3 separate regions of the Mus musculus genome follow, and regions 2 and 3 are each linked to region 1. A link is a loop called in an ENCODE intact Hi-C map of the cell type or tissue named here. Cell type or tissue: left cerebral cortex. All regions are shown on one strand. Links, peaks and the distances in the headings refer to the core of each region. The heading gives the core; the rest is flanking DNA. Region 1 overlaps Msr1 (macrophage scavenger receptor 1). Region 2 overlaps Gm6213 (predicted gene 6213). Region 3 holds the start of Tusc3 (tumor suppressor candidate 3).

Evidence for each region. Hi-C counts contacts between places; a loop is a spot of excess contacts. Peaks named below come from ENCODE experiments on the same cell type or tissue, not always from the same donor. Only the 100,000 strongest peaks of a DNase experiment are listed, where the experiment ranks them.
Region 2: it touches region 1 in a loop (2.9-fold over the local background); 2 of 42 quality-filtered maps call a loop at or near these places.
Region 3: a loop joins it to region 1, with 3 times the contacts of the local background. A loop is called at or near these places in 2 of 42 quality-filtered maps.

Annotation. Positions count from the first base shown.
Region 1 is chr8:39,586,673-39,594,592 of GRCm38, reverse strand. It overlaps Msr1 (macrophage scavenger receptor 1), which reads left to right. Exons shown (of 10, transcript NM_001113326.1): 9 at 5,115-5,303. Among named protein-coding and RNA genes, the nearest start is that of Msr1, 52 kb to the left of the region's middle. In left cerebral cortex, for the core only: a CTCF peak has its summit at 4,724 (motif pointing right); a DNase peak (open chromatin) is centred at 4,724.
Region 2 is chr8:39,351,552-39,359,471 of GRCm38, reverse strand. All of the region lies in intron 3 of Gm6213 (predicted gene 6213), which reads right to left. Among named protein-coding and RNA genes, the nearest start is that of Gm6213, 58 kb to the right of the region's middle. In left cerebral cortex, for the core only: no CTCF peak of the experiment used is centred there; DNase peaks (open chromatin) are centred at 1,393, 2,152 and 3,884; H3K27ac peaks cover 1,351 bases.
Region 3 is chr8:39,000,326-39,008,245 of GRCm38, reverse strand. It overlaps Tusc3 (tumor suppressor candidate 3), which reads right to left and starts at 2,401. Exons shown (of 10, transcript NM_030254.4): 1 at 2,046-2,401. The coding sequence starts at 2,183. In left cerebral cortex, for the core only: a CTCF peak has its summit at 2,362; DNase peaks (open chromatin) are centred at 1,126, 1,507, 2,037 and 2,358; H3K4me3 peaks cover 1,995 bases; H3K27ac peaks cover 1,830 bases.

The DNA.
Region 1 (7,920 bases), core at 1,833-6,832:
AATACATTTCAAACAAAGAAAACAAGGAAGGCAATTTACAGTAAACAAGTGCTAAGTAGCCACAGATGCTCCAACACCTGGATTTGTAAAATCTCAACATTTACCATATTAACTGCCTAACCTAGTTGAGTATATTAACACACAGAAAGCAAATGTGGGGTATTTTCAAAGGCAATGGTATAAGTTATCTTATTAATTAATGAATGAATTAACTAAACAAATAGCCTCCTGTTTTGGATTTGGCTTTACCTGCAGTTTTCTCATGAGGGAACAGGTCCTTGTCTCACATATTCAAATCTCCTTGTGTTTGAGGCGGCTAAGTTGACATTTATTCAGAAGATATTGTCTCATGAGTCAGCAGCTGAGCAACAGGTCTTTGGTCTGAGCTGGAGAGAATCGGGTTTTAGAATATGTACAGTTGCTGACCAGAGGCTCCACCTGGCCTCCATGCTCTGCCAAGCTTACAGTAGCCAACAAAGTAAGTTACTCCCATAATAGGACTCAAAATTATTATGTGGATTAAATCAATATTTTTGTCATGGTGTACCTTGCTTTTCCTACACATTAAACTACCTCTTGTAGAGAGTTTAAAAATAATACATTCCATTCTATTGTTTTATTCCAATATTTTAACAATTTGATTTAAACATCTTCAGAAGCCCTTCATTCAAGAGGATCTCATTATTTATTCACATATATGACCTACCTGTCTTATGACATAAGACAGGTCTTGTGATATAAGCCCTAGGTTACCTCACACATTCTGCTGTGTGCTGGGAACTTAGTAAAGGTCTAAATAAAGAAGGGAAACTAATTGAGTTGATAGTGCTTCAACATGGGCCAGTAATGATAACAGAATGTAAAAGAGAAAAAAAGAAATCTATGCACACCTGGAATTGAGAGTGGAGAATTGAGAAGGCAGACAGAGAGATAAGCAAGGAAGAAGTCAGATAAGGTCCCAGAAACAATGGGTATGGAAGCTTATATGGAACATTGTAGAGCTAAATGACTGGAAAAAGGTGAAGGAGGAGGAAGGAGGGGGAAGTAGAGGAGAAGAAGAAGAAGGAGAAAAAGAAGACAACGACAACGATGACAGAATAGTTTCTCTAAGGATCAAGGAGAGAGTGGTCATGGTTTAAATAACAACCGTAGATGCTCCAGGAATCACTGGACAGATATATCCCCGCTAAGACCCTCTATCGGCTTACAGGATTGCACTTGCAGCTATTAAACATTAAATGTTAAAAATGATCAAACTAACACTGTGACCAGGAAACACACATTTGTTTTGTTTTGCATGTTCTGTGGTGTCTGTGGCTCTTCACTTATGCTGGTGGTGACTGAAGGTAGCTGCAGACAACCTGGAAACTAATAGTTGTGGATACATTCCGCTAAAACATCAGGCAGAAATACCCACAGGCCAGAGACATTTGGAAGAGTACCAGCAAAGTACTAGAAGAAAATTACTGGGGGAAACAGTGAAGACTAGATACACACTTATCTGAAACTACCCATCAGGTCTTGTCTACCTGCAGAAACTCAGCAGAATAGACTAATAATGCCTATTTCATAAGAACAAATGGTACATGTGAAAGTGCTGAAATATGTGTGTGTGTGTTTATTATATTATAATGTGTTTATTTCACCTCAGATAAAATATTTAAACCTTGAAAAATAAAAACTTTGTACTTGCAGTAACTCTAAAAACTGTATTGTTTACTTTAAGCATCATAAAAATCTTCCTAACTTTGAGGGCAGGACATATGTTTTGGTAACATTTTTAACTGATCCCAGAAAAGAGACTTGTGCTTAGTTAGCTGTATTCAGTTAATATTGGGTAATATTTTCTTCTTTCTAACAGTTGAAACATTAGGCTTCACAGAGTTCAAAACATTTGACAATGCCCCATTCACATTGTACAAATCAGATCCAAAATCTGTGTGTGATTGATGAGTCTTGCTTATCCTGGAGAAGTGGCTCTCAATTTTGTGTGTGTGTGTGTGTGTGTGTGTGCATGTGTGTGTATTTTGTATGTATGTGCATGTGTGTGGATGTATGTGTGTGCACCAGTATAGTACAAGTTAGTCACAGATTCTGGGCTCATAATTGCCTTGGTCATATCATATCCAGAAGACAGCACTCCTTCCCATCCTCCACCTCTTACATCCTGCCACCTGATTCTCTACGATGCAACCCTGGGCCTTGGAGTGGGTAATATAAATATCCTGAGAGCTGTTTCTGGTATAGCATGCCTCCTTTCTTGCAGTGTTATCTTCTAGTTCATGTTTCTCAAAATGTGGTTGTTGGCCAGAAACATAAGCAACCACTCAGGCCCTATTAAATGCAAGGCCAGCAATTTGGAATTTTGCTGCTTCCCAGAAATTGAGAGCCACTTCTCCAGGGTAAGTAAGCAAGGTTCATCAATAACATCTGTGGAGGAGCAAGTACTACAAACTCTTACATAAACAACTTTGGGGACAACCTAGTGTGCATAGTCAAATGTTTGAATACGTTGACTTGTCCATAGAATGAATGATAAATATATTATGGTTGGATATGCTTGACCTTGTAAAAATAAACTCTGGGGCATAGTACTACTGAGCACAATGTAGCTGTAGTATAGAACGCTTTACACAATCATCGTTAGACTCTTTTCTGATTTTCTTAGGCACTTGCTATAAATGATTGGGTCACTTATGGATTTTTCTCTGTGGTTGTGAGTTTGGATTCTTCTGTCATAACACATTATTTATATTTCAAAAATGCTCAGAGTTTAGATTTTTGGCTTGAGTGAGAAATAGATGTGTGCTTTGGCATGGCTCCTTTAATTCTGTAGAACCAACAACATAATTATAATAATGTCTATGCCATACCACCTGTTACACTTCTGTGTGGCTCAGTAAATTAGTCATGGTTTAGGAAAGTTTCAACTTTCTTGATATGTTGTTGAATTACTATTTCAACAAAATTTACTTGAATTAGAAGAAAATTTCACTGAATATTTCTTACAAGTAATAAACTCTAAAAAACAAAGCTGTGAAATTCTATTCAGGTACTAGAAAACTGTTATTTTTGTTTTGTGTATTTTGCCTGCATGTACGTCTGAGCAACATTTGTGTGCCTTGTCCCCACATAGGCCAGAAGGAGGCATCAGATCCCCTGAAATTGCAGTGATAGATGGTTGTAAGTCACTAGGTAGATGCTAAGAATGGATCATGGATCTTACTGGTTCTCTGGAAAAGGAACAAGTGCTCTTAGCCACGAAGCCATCTCTCTCTAGCACTCTCTACCTTGATTTATAACTTAGTATTAGTCAGTTAATTGAAAGGATGCATTTGAATTGAGTTACTCATTGGCTATGATTATGAGAAAGGATGATGTCATTGCTAATCATAAATATATTTAGCTGCGTTTGACAGTTTATACATGTGATGGGTTGTGGTCATGTTTCAAACCCCACTATACCCTCCCACCATCCTAGTCTTACCCTCTCATACTTTCATATTTTGTGTGCATACAACTCACAGAGTTTATTTAGAATTGCTTCCATAGACATATGTGGAAGGATATTTACTGTTACGTAAACAACATACCAGAGGCTAACCACTGAAGACATTGATACCTGTTACCCAGGGGAATGAAGAATTGTAAACACTTGGGGGGAAGTATCTATAACTCATGTAGCAAGAAATGTTCTTGCTAATTCTAAATATAATTACTTGCTTTTCTTTGCATAAGATACATAGTTGGGCAACCTACATTCTCATTTATGGTGAACGGTATCTATCTACTCTTGAACCCCTAAACTGTCATTGGATTGAAGGAAAATAATGACACTCTGTGACACATTTTACAAATAAGATGAAAAATCTAAATAAATTTGTATGTCTCAAACAGCTAAGTTGTCCGAACAATTTTTGAAGGGTTTTTTTTTTTCACAGCTTAGTCAACAGACTTAACATTTATTGGGGTCTCATGAAGCCCAAACACTCCACACAGTACTTGAACTGGTTAATCTTTTTTTTTTTTTTTTGTATTTTCCTCAGTTACATTTCAAATGCTATCCCAAAAGTCCCCCATACCCTTCCCCCACTTCCCTACCCACCCATTCCCATTTTTTGGCCCTGGCGTTCCCCTGTACTGGGGCATATAAAGTTTGCGTGTCCAATGGGCCTCTCTTTCCAGTGATGGCCAACTAGGCCATCTTTTGATACATATGCAGCTAGAGTCTAGAGCTCCGGGGTACTGGTTAGTTCATATTGTTGCACCTACAGGGTTGCAGATCTCTTTAGCTCCTTGGATACTTTCTCTAGCTCCTCCATTGGGGGCCCTGTGATCCATCCAATAGCTGACTGTGAGCATCCACTTCTGTGTTTGCTAGACCCCGGCCTAGTCTCACAAGAGACAGCTATATCAGGGTCCTTTCAGCAAACGCTTGCTAGTGTATGCAATGGTGTCATCATTTGGAGGCTAATTATGGGATGGATCCCTGGATATGGCAGTCTCTAGATGGTCCATCCTTTTGTCTCAGCTCCAAACTTTGTCTCTGTAACTCCTTCCATGGGTGATTGTTTCCAATTCTAAGAAGGGGCAAAGTGTCCACACTTTGGTCTTCGTTCTTCTTCAGTTTCATGTGTTTTGCAAATTGTACCTTGAAGGGTTTTAATATATTTAAATGTAACTTCAATTCAGCTTTGCAATGAAAAAAAAAGCTTGCAGTTAAACTCTTGACCAGTAGGTGGCGAAAATAGTTTAATATTTAATATTTACTGAAGAAATAAATGTATCAAAACTCTTAAGAAAAAAAGAAAAGAGAAGAGGAGGGGAAGGGGTGGGAAGGGATGGGGTGGGGAGGGGAGGAGAGGGGGGGGAGGGGGAGGGAGGGGAGGGGAGGGGAGGGGACGGGAGGGGAGGGGAGGGGAGGGGAAAAGGAAAGGAAAGGAAAGGAAAGGAACGGAAAGAAAAGAAAAGAAAAGAAAAGAAAAGAAAAGAAAAGAAAAGAAAAGAAAAGAAAAGAAAAGAAACAAAAAATACTCGGGTCCAACCACGACCCCTGAAAAAGAAAATTAACAAAACAATGTGAATATAATCAGTCTTTATTTCCTATTTTATAGCCCCCCTTAAGACAGTTCGACTGGTTGGTGGTAGTGGAGCCCATGAGGGCCGAGTGGAGATCTTCCACCAAGGCCAGTGGGGCACAATCTGTGATGATCGCTGGGATATACGGGCTGGACAAGTTGTCTGCCGGAGTCTAGGATACCAAGAAGTTCTAGCTGTGCACAAGAGAGCTCACTTTGGACAAGGTAATCTGAACTCTAGTTGTTTCTTTAAAAATCAAAGTAGGCAGTTTTTTAAAAACTTTGTTTTGAGAACTTCATGAGCACTGCATGTGCAGCACTGTCTCTCCCCGCTCTTTCCTCTAACTCCTTTCCTCTATCGTCCCAATTCTTGAAAGCAGGCAATTTTTAACCATTTGGAAATCAAGTAGATACAGAAGCATGTAGTGGCGGGGGGTGGGGGGTTGGGGGGGAGGGAGCGGGAGGAATTCAGCCTAAAAGTTTTGACTCATTCTATCCTAGAAAGTAGATATAAAAAGAAAATACTATATGGCATGCATGCTTCCTGATAACAAACATTTAAGTTTCACTTAAGCTCTTTTGGTTTGTTGACAAATCAAGTCTTGTTATTGACCAGGAATAAGGATGAGAGAGTCACTGATAAAGTTTACCCTCAGCAGATAAAGTTGCAGAACTGTTTCTGGAGACATCAGCTCAACATTTGTGTTGTGCTCCAATCTGTTCTTGGTGGGCTAAGAGAAAGGCCCCAGACTTATGAGAATCCCATAGGAGTAAGCCTTGTTATTTCTGTCATTCAGATTGGAAAACATGGGATGACTCTTTGGCTACATATACTTTAATATATCTCACCTGGATAGCAGCAACCAGTTGTATGACTGCATTAAACGATTAGGGAAAGAATTTGCATTGGTAAATAGTTTTAAATGTATGCCGTGAAATGTTCATTGTCAGTTGTTTCTTCTACATCAGCACCTTATATCAGGCGTTGTGTGTAGTTAAAGATCTACATAGGCCTTGGTTCTGGATGAGGAGACATCAGGAGAGCACATGCACACTTGTATTTTCTTCTATGCTTTCTGTATATTCCAGTCTTCAAATCTGACAATCAGTTTCTCTGCAGCTGAAATTGACAAAATATAAGTTCTAGCCTTCATGATTTTATAATTGTATTATTCTAAATGCACATGGCCAATCAGAAAAAAAAATGGAGAAGAAAGCTGTATTGAAATTATACTTTTTAATCTCATTTAAAATTTTAGTATGGGACATATGTCAAATTAACATCTCTGAATACTAGAATAAAATCAGATGTTTTATATCCCTATGAGGGGTATTGCTGATAGATATGACACCACAATTTATTGATAACTATGAACCTGACTTTATGCTAAACACACACATTAATAATACTGACCACCACAATTACATCTGTTCCTGAGATGAACTCCATAAAAGAAAAGAAAAAATGGATCTGAGCAGAAATGACAGATTCTAAGTTTTCAAATGCATGTTCTAATGTGGTGACAAAATGACACACAATTAACATAAGTGTCTTGATGTACAACGTTTGTGCACACAAACTCAGGCCCTGATCTATTTTCATTTAACTTATGTTGTGTACATATGAATTGAAGACAAAAAAAAGAGGAAATTGAAAAAACCCTATATTTAACATTATATATACAATGATTTGACATGGATACAAACTTCTCATCCCTACCACATCTTCATTTTTTATTGTCACTCAATATTTGTGCGTTTACCTAGTATGGAGTCTCAACCCTATACTCAGAGCAGTAGAGATGCTGAGGCAGGAGGATAATGAAGTCAAGGCCAGCCGAAGCTACCTAACAAGACCGGTCAAACAAATAAAACAAACAGAAATAACAGCAACGATATGTGCAGATGTTAACCATCCTCTTGCCCTTACACGTACTTTTCAAAGTGAAATCTTTCATTTCATCAATAGGTTATTTATTTATTTATTTTTGTCAGAGAAGAGTTAAGAACAACGGACCTCTGAGTCCAGGGAGTGGCAGTCTTCTCTACCGTATAGAAACGACATTGCCAATCCAGAGGGATGTGCTCACAAGCAGTGCACAGTCGATAATGAGAACTGCTTTTGCTTGAAAGTAGAGGCACAATGACATCACAAAGTGACATCAGTGGTCCCCCTTCCGTCAGAAAAAAGGGAATGTGACCTTTTGTTGTAAGACCCCGTGAAAATAAATCTAAGATCACACTGCTTATGGTCAGCCCAAGTCTTTCTTCACTTCTCTAGGCCACACTACAAACCCACTGAAGAATGATTAGGAAAAATTTAAATAGTGAAGCAAGATGAGCTGAGATGGAGAGACACACAGAACCAAGATGATTAGTTCTGAAGAAAACAAATTTTAAAATGTAAGTGTCGTGGTCTACATGTCAAGGAATATTAAATGAGGGAGGCTTGCCCTGCTAGCTGCTTATGGATTAGACTCAGTGAACAACTATTTTTGTGAGATATTTGGACTCCGTTCTATTGCAGTTAGAACACCTCTCCACATTTAGTTTATAGTTCCACCCAAGGGATGGGGAAAAGGGCCACACTGAAAGCTGAATAGAGACAGAAAAGGAAACCTAAAGATAGAAATGAATGGTAGAGAGAAAAAGACAGCACATATACGAGTTTTAATTTTTTGTTATTTGCTTGGGAAAAGAAGAAGTATCATGTTAATTTTATATTGTCAACAACTACCAAAATTAAAAGAAAAAGAAAAAAGTTGAAATCCATCCACTTTATATAATCCCCATTTCAGACAGAATGTAGTGTTCTGGCCATGGTTTCCCCCAATCCCCATAC
Region 2 (7,920 bases), core at 981-5,980, 230 kb after region 1:
TCTAGGAAAATTAGGAGGGTGGAAACTACCTTCTCTTTTTAATTATCTCTTGCCTGGGTTATTTTAAAGGGCAGGGAATTTGGAAGAGTAGAAAGCATCCTCATTTTTTAATTAACTCACCTTTACTCTATAACCATGTAAAGGGCAAGTGTCTTTTGTGGCAACCTCAGCACATTTGGTAGGGGCTCTACCCTGTAGCTATGATAAAGCATTTCATGCCAGGTTGGAAGTTAGGTCACAACAAGGTTGATGTGACCCATATGATGGTGTGTGATAAGATGTGTTAAGAATATAGAAAATATTCTTGGGGCGTTTGGTAAGATTTTCCTCATCTGTTTTTCTAATTGTAAATCTCTCTCCTTTTATGACTAAGAGCCAGTATGATGTTAAAAATAGTCATTTTGGTTTGCTTGAAACTCAGAGATGGCAAGGACTTCTGAGCTAGAGATTCCTCTGGGGAATGCTGTTCTAAGAAAATGATGTTCTACTGTAAAGACCACAAATGATAAGCACTGGGAATTTTAATAAATCTGTAAGCCTAGTGTTAGATCTCTGCACTCATGGGTTTCTCACCCATGGATTCTAGTGACTCATCTGTGAAGGGGGCTGGAGAAATAGCTCAATAGTAAAGAGCGCATGTTTCCCTTCCATGTGACGATTCTAAGGTCTGTAACTTCAGTTATGGAGATCAGGTTCCTTCTCTGGCATCTGTGTGTACCAGGCATGTGTGTGGTACAAAGATATAAATGGAGCCAACACACCATAAAATGCATCCATACTGAACACATATAGTTTGTTTTTCTTCTCAATTTTTTCCTAAACATTGCACTATAGTAACTATTTATGTATCATTTACATTATATTGAGTATTGTAAGTAGTGTAGACATTATTTAAAACATGAGGAAATGTGTATGTATAAATCATATTATTTTATAGAGGCCCTTTAGCCCCTGTAGATTTAACATGTACCAGGATCATGACACTAATCTCTCATGTACATCTAGAAACAATTTTACTTTGATACATCCTGAGTTTTAACTTCCTTATTACAGAGATCTTTCATTTTTGCTCTTGGAGAGGTAGCTTAGCATAATACTCTATTGACAATGGGATGAGACCTCTGGCACCTATTTTCGAGTCTCCTTGGTTACAATAAACAAGCAGTTCCCAGTAAGACACATTCCTGAGAAATAGAGTTGCCACCTTTGACCACTTAAGATAGAAGAATGGGTCCATGTATTTGAAGACCAACTCCTTCTGAAGTCTTGAGGAGAGACCAGCCTGTTTCAGGAGCTGCCAGTACAGGTGACACAAAGTCCTCACATTGTTTGAGTCCTTCTGTCCAGCTTTCTTTCATCCAGATCCTGCTGTCTGATTTCTGGTTAAATAAGACATTAAACTGTCTCCATCTGCTCAAGCAGCCCCATCTGTGTTCTTCTCCGAGAGAACTGCATTACTGTGATAAAACAACAGTCCAGCCAAGATGTTTCTCAAGTTAAAAGTATTATGGATTCTGCTTTCCGGGGGTGGGGGAAATCTATCTTTCGTTGTTGTTGTTGTTGTTGTTGTTGTTGTTGTTGTTGTTGTTGTTGTTGTTGGAGACAGGGTTACTCTGTGTAGCCCTGGCTGTCCTTGAACTCTGTAGACCAGACTTGCCTCGAGCTCAGAAATCCACCTGCCTCTGCCTCCCAAGTGCTGGAATTAAAGGCATGTGCCGTTACTGCCCTTTGAAATCTTTCATTAATGTCTTTCAATTACGTAGTAATTTTTTTATTCTTAACGGGAAAGGGAGAGTCCCAAGCCTTACAAATCAGAATCTGTAGTACAGCCATATTTGTATAGGTCTCTGCCATCTCCCTAAAATCTGTAGCCAAGGTGACCTTTCTTTTTTTAAAATTATTATTATTAATTTATTTATTTTTAAATAATTATATTTTTCATTTACATCCCAAATGTTGACTCTCTTCTTTTCTTATTTATTCTTTATTTATTTGCCCTCATGCAAGGCTGAGAAACGCTCAGTATTATCTCAGTAGGAGTGCAGTCCTTTGTCACATTTGGTTATATTTGCAGGAATTTGTTTCTGGGGGATATTTCTCTTCTCAATATATTTTTAGAAACTAAGATACATCTCCCAGAGTGCCAAAAGCACAGATTGCAGCTACCAAACTAAAGTTACAAAGAACCAGGTGGAAAATTCCTTTTAAATACTGAAAACTAGCTCATTTTAGTTGGCATATTGTCAGTACATTTTTTCTGAATAGCTAATTTGAATAGCTGGCAATGTTTCATGGTTTTTTTTTTTTAACATGATTATTTGAGGCCTTGAAGATGAGTGGCTACCTGGTTTATTTCTTTAGTAGGTTATACAAGTGCAATTGCTTTTATATATTACGTATGTGGAGTATCTTTTATCCCACTTAAACTACTGTGTACATCTATGAAAATTGAAACAATGCAACATTTTATATTTTCTAACAAGATCTGTAAACACTTCTGGGGTTGTGTTAAGTAGTTAAGAAATGACTTAAATTAAATTGGATGAATAATCCGAGGTTGCATTTAGTATGACAAAATCAAGAATAGCAAACCGATACCAATCTAGAATTTGACAAGCACTACTGATTCCTGGGAACATAAGACATGGGTGAAGGTTTCATGAGCCTCTTCTTAATGTCATATGAAACTTTCTCTATGTGGGCTTTCTGTTGGTAAATTTAGTAACTTTTTAATCTTAACCTACGTTACGTTGTATATTATATCAGCATTATGAATATGAAACCTCTAGAACTGCTGTCTGTCTAGATTTTCTCCTTTTGTGTTAGCATCTAAACAAATATATTTACTTGTGCTGCTAGAAGATTTAGTTTTTTTTTTGATTCTCAGGCATTACACTAAAAGGTCAATCACTACTGGCCTAGGCTTTTTAAAGCCAAGTCTAACATTCTTTTTCTTAGAGCCTTGTTTGTTCAGCAATTCAAGGATATTAGGAATTCAAAGAATTCAACATCTCTTCTTTTCACTTGACATTATCCCAAAGTCATGTGGCTGCCATAGCTGTAGATACCACTTATGCATCCAAAACAGGAAGTGGGGATCACAGTTCTAAGTAAGAAGACTTAGAACACTGGAGTCAATGAGTGCTATGGTTTGGATCTAGAGCGTCCTTCAAAGTCCCACTTGTCAAAAGGAAGAACCTTAGGTCCCTGCTATGTGTTCCAAGGGAATTATAACATTTCAGAGTTTTCCTCTTGTTGTCTTGCTCTCTGCTTCACAAATCACAAGGTGAACAGTTGGCTTATCCACACAATCATGCCATGATGGGTGGCCGGCCTTCACCAGGGGCCCAAGGTAATAGAAGCAGTTCAATAAAGCTCAGAATTTCAAGTCAAAACAAACCTCTGAAGCTTAAAAACGAATTACCTTCAGTATTTTGTTACAGTCTCAGAAATTTGATAAGTTGATGATTATGCTATTAGGACAACAAAACTTTGCCCAGAATTTACACTCTCCAGAAGAATCCTGCTCATGTTGTCTTAGATCCTACTTAGATCACATTGCCTACTAATCTAGCTGTAAACGAGGCTGAAGGAATGTACAACCATAACTTCATAACTCCTACAGCCCATGCAGAAACTAAAGACCAATCAATGACTAGCATGACAGTCCATTAAGGAGCATGGAATACAGGATACTTAGTTCTCCACTTTGTATCATCTTCTGCAGACACAAAGATCTGAAAGAAATCCACAAAGCTCTAAACTCAAAATGTGAGTAGTCGGTAGGCCAGCTGCTACTCTAAGTATGTTCACTTGAAGTGGTGCCAAACGGTTCCTTTTCTGTTCTCTGAAATTTAGAAAAAGGTTTAAAGTCTTCATTCTCTGCCCTGTGAAGATTTGTGAAGGTTATATGCAAATACTGAGCCACTTTGGAGAAGAGACTTGAACATTTGTGTCTGACATTTACACTGGGTCCTAGAAACATTGCCCCACCTACGGATCCATCCCATCTGCAGACACCAAACCCAGACACTATTGCTGATGCCAAGAATTACTTACTGACAGAAGCCCAGTATAGCTGTCCCATGAGAGGCTCTACCAGAACATGACAAATACAGATGTGGATGCTCACAGCCAACCATTGGACTGAGCAAGGGGACTCCAATAGAAGACTTAGGGGAAGGACTGAAGGAGCTGAAGGGGTTTACAACCCCATAGGAAGAATAATATCAACCAACCAGACCCCCCAGAGCTCCCAGGGACTAAACCACCAACCAAAGAGTACACAGGAAGGGACCCATGGCTCCAGCCACATATGTAGCAGAGGATGGCCTTATGGCATAAGTGGGAGAGGAGGCCCTTGGTCCTGTGAAGGCTTGATGCCCTAGCATAGGGGGTGGAGAGGTGAAACTGGGAGGGGGAGCATCCTCATAGAAGGAAGGGAAACGTGGGACAACATTTGCAAAGGGAATACCGGAAAGGGGGACAACATATGAAATGTAAATAAATAAAATAACCAATAAAAAAAGAAACATTGCCCTGTAGATGGCAAGGAACAACTGTATGTATGTCATACCATGTCATTATATGCATAAAATAAAAGGCAGTACATGTTCACCTGAAGCTGATTACTTTAAATGTATTACTATCTGCATACTAACTAACTTCCTGTATTATCTTCTTCCCAGTATTAAAGTTAAATTATCTTTGCAAAGTGAATTCGAGCCCAAACCAGTAGAGGGTAAATGTTCCTTGAAGGACTATTTATATTGCTGGTTTGGAGTCACACTGTCTCTAGCACAGCTATTTGACTATACAGTGTATAGATGAGTGATGGTGTTATAAAAATAAAAACTCATTTTGAATTCTTATCCTGTATCATTAAATATTATTTTACTAAGTTTTTAAGCATATTTAAGTTACATTTGTGTGTGTGTACATGTATATTTGTGAGTGTGTGTGTGTGCACGTGTGCGTATGTATACAAGCTACAAATAGAGACCATAGAACAACTTGCTGGAGTTGCTTCTATCCCTCTACAATGTGGGTCCAAGCACTGAACTCAAGCTGTCTCATTTGGAAGCAGTGCTTTTATCTGACAGTCAGCCGGCTGATCATTTTTGGGGGAAAAAAATTTCTTTTTAAAATCAACTTATAAATTAAAACTTATCATTTATTATTATTATTATTATTATTATTATTATTATTTTGATCAGGAGATGTCTCTTGACTCCTGTCTGTCCCTGTGTCTCTGTCCCCTATTTCACTGCTATCACCATTGACCCCAGCAATCCTCTCCCGTTTACTTCTATTCCTGTCCCCACTTTTCTACCTTGAAGGCTCATTTTTTTTTTCAGTCTCGTGGGACCCTTTCTAGTTTCCCAGCCATTACCCATATTTACTTCCATCTGGATACACATATTTAACAGTACTAGGCTGCAAGCCACATGTGAGAGAGACTACATGGCTCATATCTTTCTGAGCCAGGGTTGGTGCGTATGCACCAATACACAACAATATAATGTTTTCCAAGTTCCATCCATTTTTATGCAAATTTCCTGACTTCAATTTCTCTTTATAGATGAATGAAAGTCCATTTCATATGGCTGCAGCATTTTTATATCTGCTCATCTGTGGATAGGCATTGAAATAATTATAATTCTTTGCTACTGTGAAAAGGGCAGCTAAAGCAGGGGTATGTAGGTATCTCTGCAGTATGCCATAGAACTGTTAAGGGGTATGCCCAGGTAGTTTGTTGTTTTTGATTTTGAGAAACATCCTTACTACTTCCCATAATGACCACTTTAGTTCATACCCCACCAACACTGGATAAGGACTCTTGGTTCTCACTTTCGCGCCAACCTTTGTCCTCATTGGTTTCTATCAAAATGGCCACGATGACAAGAGTGAGACAGGCTCTCAGAGTTGTAACTTGTATGTTGGCTAGAGATGTTGCATAGCTTTTTAAATAATTACTGTTCATTTTTCTTCTGTCTCTTCAGATCATTGGCCCATTCTTAAATACAGCTAGCAAAGGCGGCACTCCATTTTCATCATGTAGGCTGTCCATCTTGTTGCTAGTTTCTTTTATAGCTCTTAAGCTTTTTTACTTAATATAAACCTATTTGTCTATATCTGTATCTAGAAATGTTTTCTCTATATTTTCGTATGGGGTATGGGGGACTTTTGGTATAGCATTGGAAATGTAAATGAGCTAAATACCTAATAAAAAATGGAAAGAAAAAAAAAAGAAACATCTGAATTTCTGCTTTGAAATTGAGTTCTTTCATATCGTTTGAGTTAGTTGTGTGCAGGGCGAGATCATGCTTCTGCAAGTGGTTATCCATTTTAAGTAGGACATTTGTTGAAAAGGTTTTTCTCAGAGAAGGTTATTCATCCCTTTGTCAAAATTAGGTGCCTGTGCTATGGTATTATTCTGGTCTTCTGTTAGATGCTTTTGGTCTACTTGTCTATTGACTATCTTATCACTATGGCTCCGTGGTACCGTTTGAGATCAGATAACATGATGACTCTGACTTTTTTCTATATGCTTAGACTTGCTTTGTCTGTCCATGGTCTTTAGTTTGTACATAGGAACTGTAGGGTTTTCTTTCCCAGTTCGGTGAAGACTCTCCTTCAAACTTTGGTGGGAATTGCATTGAAAATGCAGGATGCTTTTTCAGTACAATTATTTTCACAGCACTAATTCTGTCAACACAGGAGAATAAAATGTCATTTAATCATTTAGTGTCTTAACTTTTTTCCTGGCAGAGGTTTCCAGCACCCTTCACTGGGCTTAATTCTACATACTTTATAATATTCTGGGCTGTTATGAATGAACTACCTTGCCTGATTTCTTTCCCAATGATTGATGTGCTGGCTTATATCAAATGCAACTGATTTTTATATGTTGATTTTGTAACCTGCAACGTTACTGAAAGTGTTTAGTAGGTTCAGGAGTTTTTAGGTAGTGTCCATAGGGTCTTGCATGCCATTTGCAAATAGACATCAAGAAATATGTTGAAGAAGATTGGTGTAAGTAGCTACCCTTATTTCCTTCCAGTATTTAGAGAAAAAAGCATCACGGTTTTTTTTTTCCATTTATTATAAAGATGCCTATAGGTTTCCTATACATAGTCTTTCTTAGTTTGCTTTCTCTTGCTATGGTGAAATAATGATCAAGATCAACTTGGGAAGTAAAGGACTTAGATTATCTTATATCTTACAATCTATCATGAAGTGAAGTCAGGATGAGCATTAAAGGTAGGAAGCTTGAAGCAAGAATTGGAACAGAAGCCATGGACTGCTAACTTACTTGTCTATGTGGCTTGCTTAGCTTGTTTTCTATATAACCCAGGACATATTACCCAGTGGTAGCACTACCCATCAGTGTTGGACCGTCTCACATCAAACATCAATCAAGAAAATGTTCCATGGACTTGCTTATAGGCAAAAATGATGAAGGCACTTTTCCAAATGTATTTTTTAATCCCAGATAACCTTAGCATGTGTCAAATTGAAAAATTAAATAAATAGCCACAACAGGTATTCTGCATATATCCTAATTTCTCTAGGACTTTTATCATAAATGTATGTTGAACTATGTCAAATGCCTTTTTGCCTCTACTGAAATGATCAACAATTTACATGTTCAAGTCTATTAATAACATTGATATGTCTAGTAATTTGAATATATTGAACCAATCTTCCATCTAGTATGATGTATGATTTCTTTCATTTTATTATCTTGAATTTGGTTACTGAGTATATTTTTGAAGGATTTTTTTTAATTGTTCTGCATCACCAAGACTGATCTGTATTTTTCTTGTGTCTTCCTGAGGTTTTAGGATCAGGGCTATTGTGAATTCACAAAATGAGTTCAATAATATTCATCGCCTGTCCCCTGTCTGTAGGAGTTTG
Region 3 (7,920 bases), core at 1-5,000, 580 kb after region 1:
TGTGTGTGTGTGTGTGTGTGTGTGTGTGTGTGTGTGTGTGTGTGTGTGTGAAAGCGTGTGCATGTTCATGTGTGGTGTAGATGTGCCAAAGCCTATATGTCTTGAGATCAAAGGACAGTTAGTTATAGGAGTTGGTATTCTCCACCATGACAGTTCTGGAAATGGAATTCAAATCATCATCTCTGATGGCAAACGCCTCCACCTGCTGGACCATCTCAACGGCTCCTAATCTTTTCCTTTTAGAAAATACCTTGTCTAACCAATGTTCTAAGGATTTTTAAGGAAAGGAGATATGTACTTTAGGTTTAACTGTTAAATCATTTTACATATTGAAATAGTCTCATGATTGCAGGTGCTAACTATCAGTGAACCTGTAAACTTTCTAATATCTTTCCCTACAGCTTATAATGTGGCTTTGGTGACACTGTTGGATGTGGAAAACGTCACAAACGCCATGAATGTCATCATCGGTTACCACTGCCCTCTGCTTTGTATATCACAGCAGTCCCCCCCACCCCAAAAAATAAAATAATAAGTGAAATGCTACAAACCTACTACCTTTCTCATGAACTGAATTTAAGACTCTGAAAAATATGTACAAGACACAAAGTGCTGGAAAAACCTAACTAGTTTGTGGTGGAAGTTCGATTTCAAGTTAACAGTAGGGCTTCTCCAACTTCTTATCAAAATACCAAGAATTTTGTACAAAAAAAAAAAAAGTTAGCGGGGGAAGAGGAGGAAGAGGAAGAGGAGGGGGAAGAGGAAGAAGAGGAGGAGGAGGAAGAAGAGGAGGGGGAGGGGGAAGAGGAGGAGGAGGAGGAAGAGGAGGAATAGGAAAAGGAGGAGGAGGAGGAGGAGGAGGAGGAGGAGGAGGAGGAGGAGGAGGAGGAGGAGAAAAAATCTCAAGGTGGGGGGAGGGGGCCAGGAAAGGCAATTGTGAATACTGAGGTGGTTTCAAGCAAAGCTGATGAGAGAGAGCACTGAAGAAGGCTCAGCTGTTAGAGCACTAGCTTCTCTTCCAGAAGGCCTGGTTTCAATTCCCAGCACCCACATGATAGCTCACAACCCGCTGTGACTCCAGTTCCAGGGGATCAGATTCCTCCTAGGACACCTACCCAAGTGGTGCACAAATCACACACATTAACATTTCATTTCTTTTTAATTAATGAAGGAAAATGATTACAATGTGCGCTCACTCACTCCCTACCCTACTGATAAGAAATTCTGATAATAAACTGAACCAGATTCTTTTTTATGAGCCTCGTGACTTGTGTAATTTCAACAGAAAAACCCATCTTCAACCGTATAAACAAAATACTCTTACCAAACTGGTCTACAATTAAAAATCCTACTCAATTCCAAAGCAAATGCTTTTGTGAAGCGAACAGACCAGATTAATTCTGCACAACTGAGCTCGAATTATTCTACCACCCACTTAGATTCGTCAAATCTCAGCCTTGGCCCTAGAGATAGGTTGAAATTGAAATCAGGTGACCCAAACTTCCCAAATAAATATGCATAGTGTAAAAGCTAAAAATAAAAATGCGACTGTTCTCTTGATCACACACTGAGGTTGAACACAGACATAAGCATTCAGTTAGTTCTACAAGGGTATTATTAGGAATACAGAATGAATAACACGCTCAATGTGACGTCTTAACATAAAGAAGAGCAGAATAATGGGTAAATAGTTCCTCTGTGCTTGCAAGTACTCCCCTTAGGGTATTTTCACACCCAGCAAGCCCTTTAGGAACACCAGCATCCAAAGTCCGGCCTACACCTGAGGCACACAGCACAGCTAGGGTCTCAGAAGCACCAGCTTTCAGACTTCAGCTCACACTTTCAGGATGTAGGAGTAGGGTCACCCTCAGCACTCACAACCCGTGGCGCCCAAGGGACACGCCCAACCCGCTCCCGCCCACGTAGCTCCCGCCCCCGGGGCGCCCACGTCCCCGCTGCCTAGCAACGCGGCGGGGCTTCCTAGCAACGCGACAAACTCCAGCCCTCCCCCGCCCGGAGGCGACCGCCCGAGGGATCCAGCCTACCTCCTTTTTCTTCTGTCCGCCCCCGAGCTGGATGCAGAGCAGCAGCAGCAAGAGGAGGAAGGGAAAGCTACCAGTAGGCAGGTAGCGCAACCGGCGGCCCGCCTGTCTCCGGCGTGAAGGAGCGGCCCTGGCACTCATGGCCGCAGGGCTGTGTCTCCTCCACGCGCGGTAGCCGTGCGCGCCCAGCTCCTACCGTGCCCGCGCCCGCCAGGCCAGTCGCCAGCAGCCTCTCCTGGCCAAGGCCTCGGGGTGGCAGCGGCTTCTCCAGGGAGCTGGGTGGAGGCTAAGGACGCGGAGGAGGAGGAGACTGACAGCGCATCCGGTTCACCAGGAGAGGGACAAGAATGGCGCGGGATGGAGCAGGAAGTGGGCGTGGCGAGAAAGCGGCTCTGTGCGCGCGCGTCTCCGCTGCTCTCTCCGGGGCTTCCTGTGTGCAAGCATCAAGAAGTAACCCCTTGCTTTCACCTCTGACCCAACGCTGGGCTGCCCACTAAGCACACAGGGCACAGGAGTGTGCAATGAGCCCGTTGAGCCAACCTGCCATCTGGATCAGGAGGACATCCCGCTGCCTTCTTGCACCAGAAGGTTCCCATCACTTTAATAAGTTGCTAGGGACCCCTATATGTATTCTCTTGAGGTCCTTACCACACTTGAAACACAACATAGTTGCCTGGATGTACATGAGTGTTCTACACTTTGCCCCGGGGTTTCTTCCACCTCCCATCAGGGCCCTTAGAAGCCAACCTGGCTAGAAGCTATTCATTCACTATTCATGAAGTTAGCAGCATTGCTCTAGAAACTAACAACATTTTTCTATTCAAAAATGAATAGAGCGTAATAAAGGCATCTTGTAACTGCATTGTTTCCTCTACCTAAAGATTTTTTTCTCTTGTACGATAAACACCTTTGATAGTCTGATGAAAAACCTAAAGACATTGAAAGTACTTTTAACTGCATAAATTATACACACACCCATATATATTTATGTATATATATATATAATTATTAAGGAATCCATTATAAAGCAAATATTCACATTGAAATAATTCACTTTGCTAACCAACAAATACTTGTAGTGGGGAGATATTAGACAATATTGTAAATATGAGAAACAATAGTTAAATGCTAGACATGACAAAAGGTCACAAAAGTGCAGGGGCATAGCTAATAAGTCACATGAGAGTCAAACAGTGCTCACAGATGGCATCTGACAGCAGTTTCAATCTTGTGATTTTTGATGTAGTGATCACAACATTCTATGTGACCTGTAGCAACTAGGCTATGATATGGCAAAGCCAGTTTCCATACAAAAGTAATAAATACTGCTGATTTGGCATAGTGTAGGATGAAAAAAAAAAGTTGTTCCACAACCACAGGAAATTTTAGTAAACATTTCATAGACACATTAACACTCAATATTTATGTGGTACAGCTAGAAAAAGATGAAGCAGCAATTCAAACTTTGGCAGTTCAGCCCTGTATCCATGCACATGCTACATCACCTTATTTAAAGTTTTATTTATTCTTATTGTATGTATATGAGTGTTTGCCTGCATATGTGTACGAAATGCACACCTGGTGTCTACAGAGGCCAGCAGAGGGTATCTAAGCACCTAGAACTGGAGTTACAGATGGTTGTAAGCCATCATGTGAAAATGCTAGCAATTTAACTCAGGTCTTCTAGAAGAGCAGCCTGTGCTCTTAGCCACTGATCCATCTCTTAACAGTTTTTTAAAGGAGATCATAAAACAACTCTTTTATGATTCTCAGGTTTTTTGTTTCCCAAAATTATCTGAACATTATGTTCATATAAGTTAGTTTATGGTTTTCTGTTTTCTGTTTTTTTTTTTTTTTCCATTTTGGTTTTTAGACAGGGTCTCACACTATAATCCTGGATATAACAAAGACTACCTTAAATCATCATTCTCTTGCCATTACCTTCCAGATACTGGAAATATAAACATATACCCATCATACCTGTACTGAGCACACTTCTTTAAAGAAAACTGATCTGGGCACCTTCACTGCCAGAGGACAGGTATCTGCCTGGCCTTGGAGGCCTTTGCCAGAGCATCTGCCGGAGACATCTTGGTTCCCGGATCCTCCCAAGACTAGTCTGCACAGGCTCCAGGCATCGGGACACCGTCCCTGCCAGAGGAGAGGTGTCCACCCCACCCAGGAGGGCTTTGCCTTAGCATCCACAGGAGCCATCTTCCTTCCCAGATCCCACCAAGACTAGTCTGCAGAGGTGAGAGTGTGGACTACAGAAGCTCACAGTTTCTGGGACAGGCCCTGTTTACAGCCTTTGTCTTCAGCCAGGAGGCAAATCCGAACAATATATATCTGTGCACCTTCTCTGCAAGAGGAGAGCTTGCCTGCAGAGAGTGCTCTAACCACTGAAACTCAGGAGAGAGCTAGTCTACCAGGTCTGCTGTTAGAGGCTAACAGAATCAGAAATACAGGAGAACACTGCTAAAGAGTTCCAAGTCCTTAACGAAAAAGAGGAAAACACATCCAAAAAGATGATGGAAATGAACAAAACCATACTAGGCCTAAAAAGGGAAGTGGACACAATAAAGAAAACCCAAAGTGATACAAAGCTGGAGATAGAAACCCTAGGAAAGAAATCTGGAACCACAGATGCGAGCATCAGAAACAGAATACAAGAGATAGAGAAGAGAGAATCTCAGGTGCAGAAGATTCCATAGAGAACATCAGCACAACAATAAAAGAAAATACAAAATGCAAAAAGATCCTAACTCAAAACATCCAGGAAATCCAGGACATAATGAGAAGACCAAACCTACGGATAATAGGAGCAGATGAGAATGAAGATTTTCAACTTAAAGGGCCAGCAAATATCTTCAACAAAATTATAGAAGAAAACTTCCCAAACCTAAAAAAAGAGATGCCCATGAACATACAAGAAGCCTACAGAACTCTAAATAGACTGGACCAGAAAAGAAATTCCTCCCGACACATATTAATCAGAACAACAAATGCACTAAATAAAGAAAGAATATTAAAAGCAGTAAGGGAAAAAGGTCAAGTAACATATAAAGGCAGGCCTATCAGAATTACACCAGATTTTTCACCAGAGACTATGAAAGCCAGAAGATCCTGTACAGATATTACACAGACACTAAGAGAACAGAAATGCCAGCCCAGACTACTATGTCCAGCCAAACTTTAAATTACCATAGATGGAGAAACCAAAGTATTCCTTGACAAAACCAAATTCACGCATTATCTTTCCACGAATCCAGCTCTTCAAAGGATAATAACAGAAAAATACCAATACAAGGAGAGAAACCAGGCCCTAGAAAAAGCAAGAAAGTAAATCCTTCAACAAACCTAAAAAAAGACAGCCAGAAAAACAGAATGCCAACTTTAACAACAAAAATAATAGGAAGCAACAATTACTTCTTCTTAATATCTCTTAATATCAATGGACCCAACTCCCCATTCAAAAGACATAGACTAACAGACTGCCTACAGAAACAGGACCCAACATTCTGCTGCTTACAGGAAACCCACCTCAGGGAAAAAGACAGACAGTACCTCAGAATGAAAGGCTGGAAAACAATTTTCCAAGCAAATAGTATGAAGAAACAAGCTGGAGTAGCCATCCCAATATCTAATAAAATCAACTTCCAACCCAAAGTCATCAAAAAAAGACAAGGAGGGGCACTTCATACACATCAAAGGTAAAATCTTCCAAGAGGAAATCTCAATTCTGAATATCTATGCTCCAAATACAAGGGCAGCCACATTCATGTAAGAAACTTTAGTAAAGCCCAAAGCACACATTGTACCTCATACAATAATGGAGACTTCAAAACACCACTTTCATCAATGGACAGACCATGGAAATAGAAACTAAACAAGTACACAGTGAAATTAACAGAAGTTATGAAAAAAATGCATCTAACAGATATCTACAAAACATTTTATCCTAAAACAAAAGGATATACCTTCTTCTCAGGACTTCATGGGACCTTCTCCAAAATTGACCATATAATTGGTCACAAAACAAGCCTCAACAGATACAAAAATATTGAAATTGTCCCATACATCCTATCAGACCACCATGGACTAAGGCTGATCTTCAATAACAACATAAATAATGGAAAGTCAACATTCACATGGAAACTGAACCACACTCTTCTCAATGATACCTTGGTCAAGGAAGGAATAAAGAAAGAAATTAAGGACTTCTTAGAGTTTAATGAAAATGAAGCCACAACATACCCAAACTAATGGAACACAACAAAAGCATTTCTAAGAGGAAAACTCATAGCTCTGAGTGCCTCCAAAAAAAAAAAAAAAAAAAATGAGGGAGAGCACATACTAGCAGCTTGACAACACACCTTAATGCTCTAGAACAAAAGGAAGCAAGTTCACCCAAGACGAGTAGACTGCAGGAAATAATGAAACTCAGGGGCAAAATTAACCAAGTGGAAACAATAACTATCTAAAGAATCAACCAAACAAGCAGCTGGTTCTTTGAGAAAATCAGCTAGATAAATAAACCCTTATCCAGATTCACTAAAGGGCACAGGAACAGCATCCTAATTAACAAAATCAGAAATGAAAAGGGAGACATAACAACAGATCCTGAAGAAATTCAAAACACCATCAGATCCTTCTACTATACTCAACAAAACTGGAGAACCTAGATGAAATGGACAAATTTCTAGACAGATACCAGGTACCAAAGTTAAATCAGGATCAGGTTAATGATCTAAACAGTCCTATATCCCCTAAAAAAAAAATAGAAGCAGTCATTAATACTCTCCCAACCAAAAAAAGCCCAGGACCAGATGGTTTTAGTGCAGAGTTCTATCAGACCTTCAAAGAAGATCTAATTCCAGTTATTCACAAACTATTCCACAAAATAGAAGCAGAATGTGCTCTACCAAACTAACTCTATGAAGCCACAATTACTCTGATACCTAAACCACAAAAAGACCCAACAAAGATAGAGAACTTCAGACCAATTTCCCTTATTATCATCGATGCAAAAATCCTCAATAAAGTTCTTGCTAACCAAATCCAAGAACACATCAAGTCAATCATCCATCCTGACCAAGTAGGTTTCATTCCAGGGATGCAGGGATGGTTTAATATACAGAAATCCATCAACGTAATCCATTATATAACAAACTCAAAGACAAAAACCACATGATCATCTCATTAGATGCTGAGAAAGCATTTGACAAAATCCAACACCCATTCATGATAAAAGTCTTGGAAAGATCAGGAATTCAAGGCCCCTACCTAAACATGATAAAAGCAATCTACAGTAAACCAGTAGCCAACATCAAAGTAAATGGTTAGAAGCTGGAAGCAATCCCACTAAAATCAGGGACTAGACAATGCTGCCCACTTTCTTCCTACCTATTCAACATTGTACTTGAAGTCCTCGCCAGAGCAATTAGACAACAAAAGGAGATCAGGGGGATACAAATTGGAAAGGAAGAAGTCAAAATATCACTTTTTGCAGATGATATGATATTACCCTAAAAACTCCACCAGAGAACTCCAAAACCTGCTAAACAGGTTCAATGAAGTATCTGGATATAAAATTAACTCAAACAAGTCAATGGCCTTTCTCTAAACAAAGGATAAACAGGCAGAGAAAGAAATTAGGGAAACAACACCCTTCTCAATAGGCACAAACAATATAAAATACCTTGGCATGACTCTAACTAAGGAAGTGAAAGATCTGTATGACAAGAACTTCAAGTCTCTAAAGAAAGAAATTAAAGAAGATCTCAGAGGATGGAAAGATCTCCCATGCTCATGGATTCGCAGGATCAATATAGTAAAAATGGCTATCTTGCCAAAAGCAATCTACAGATTCAATGCAATC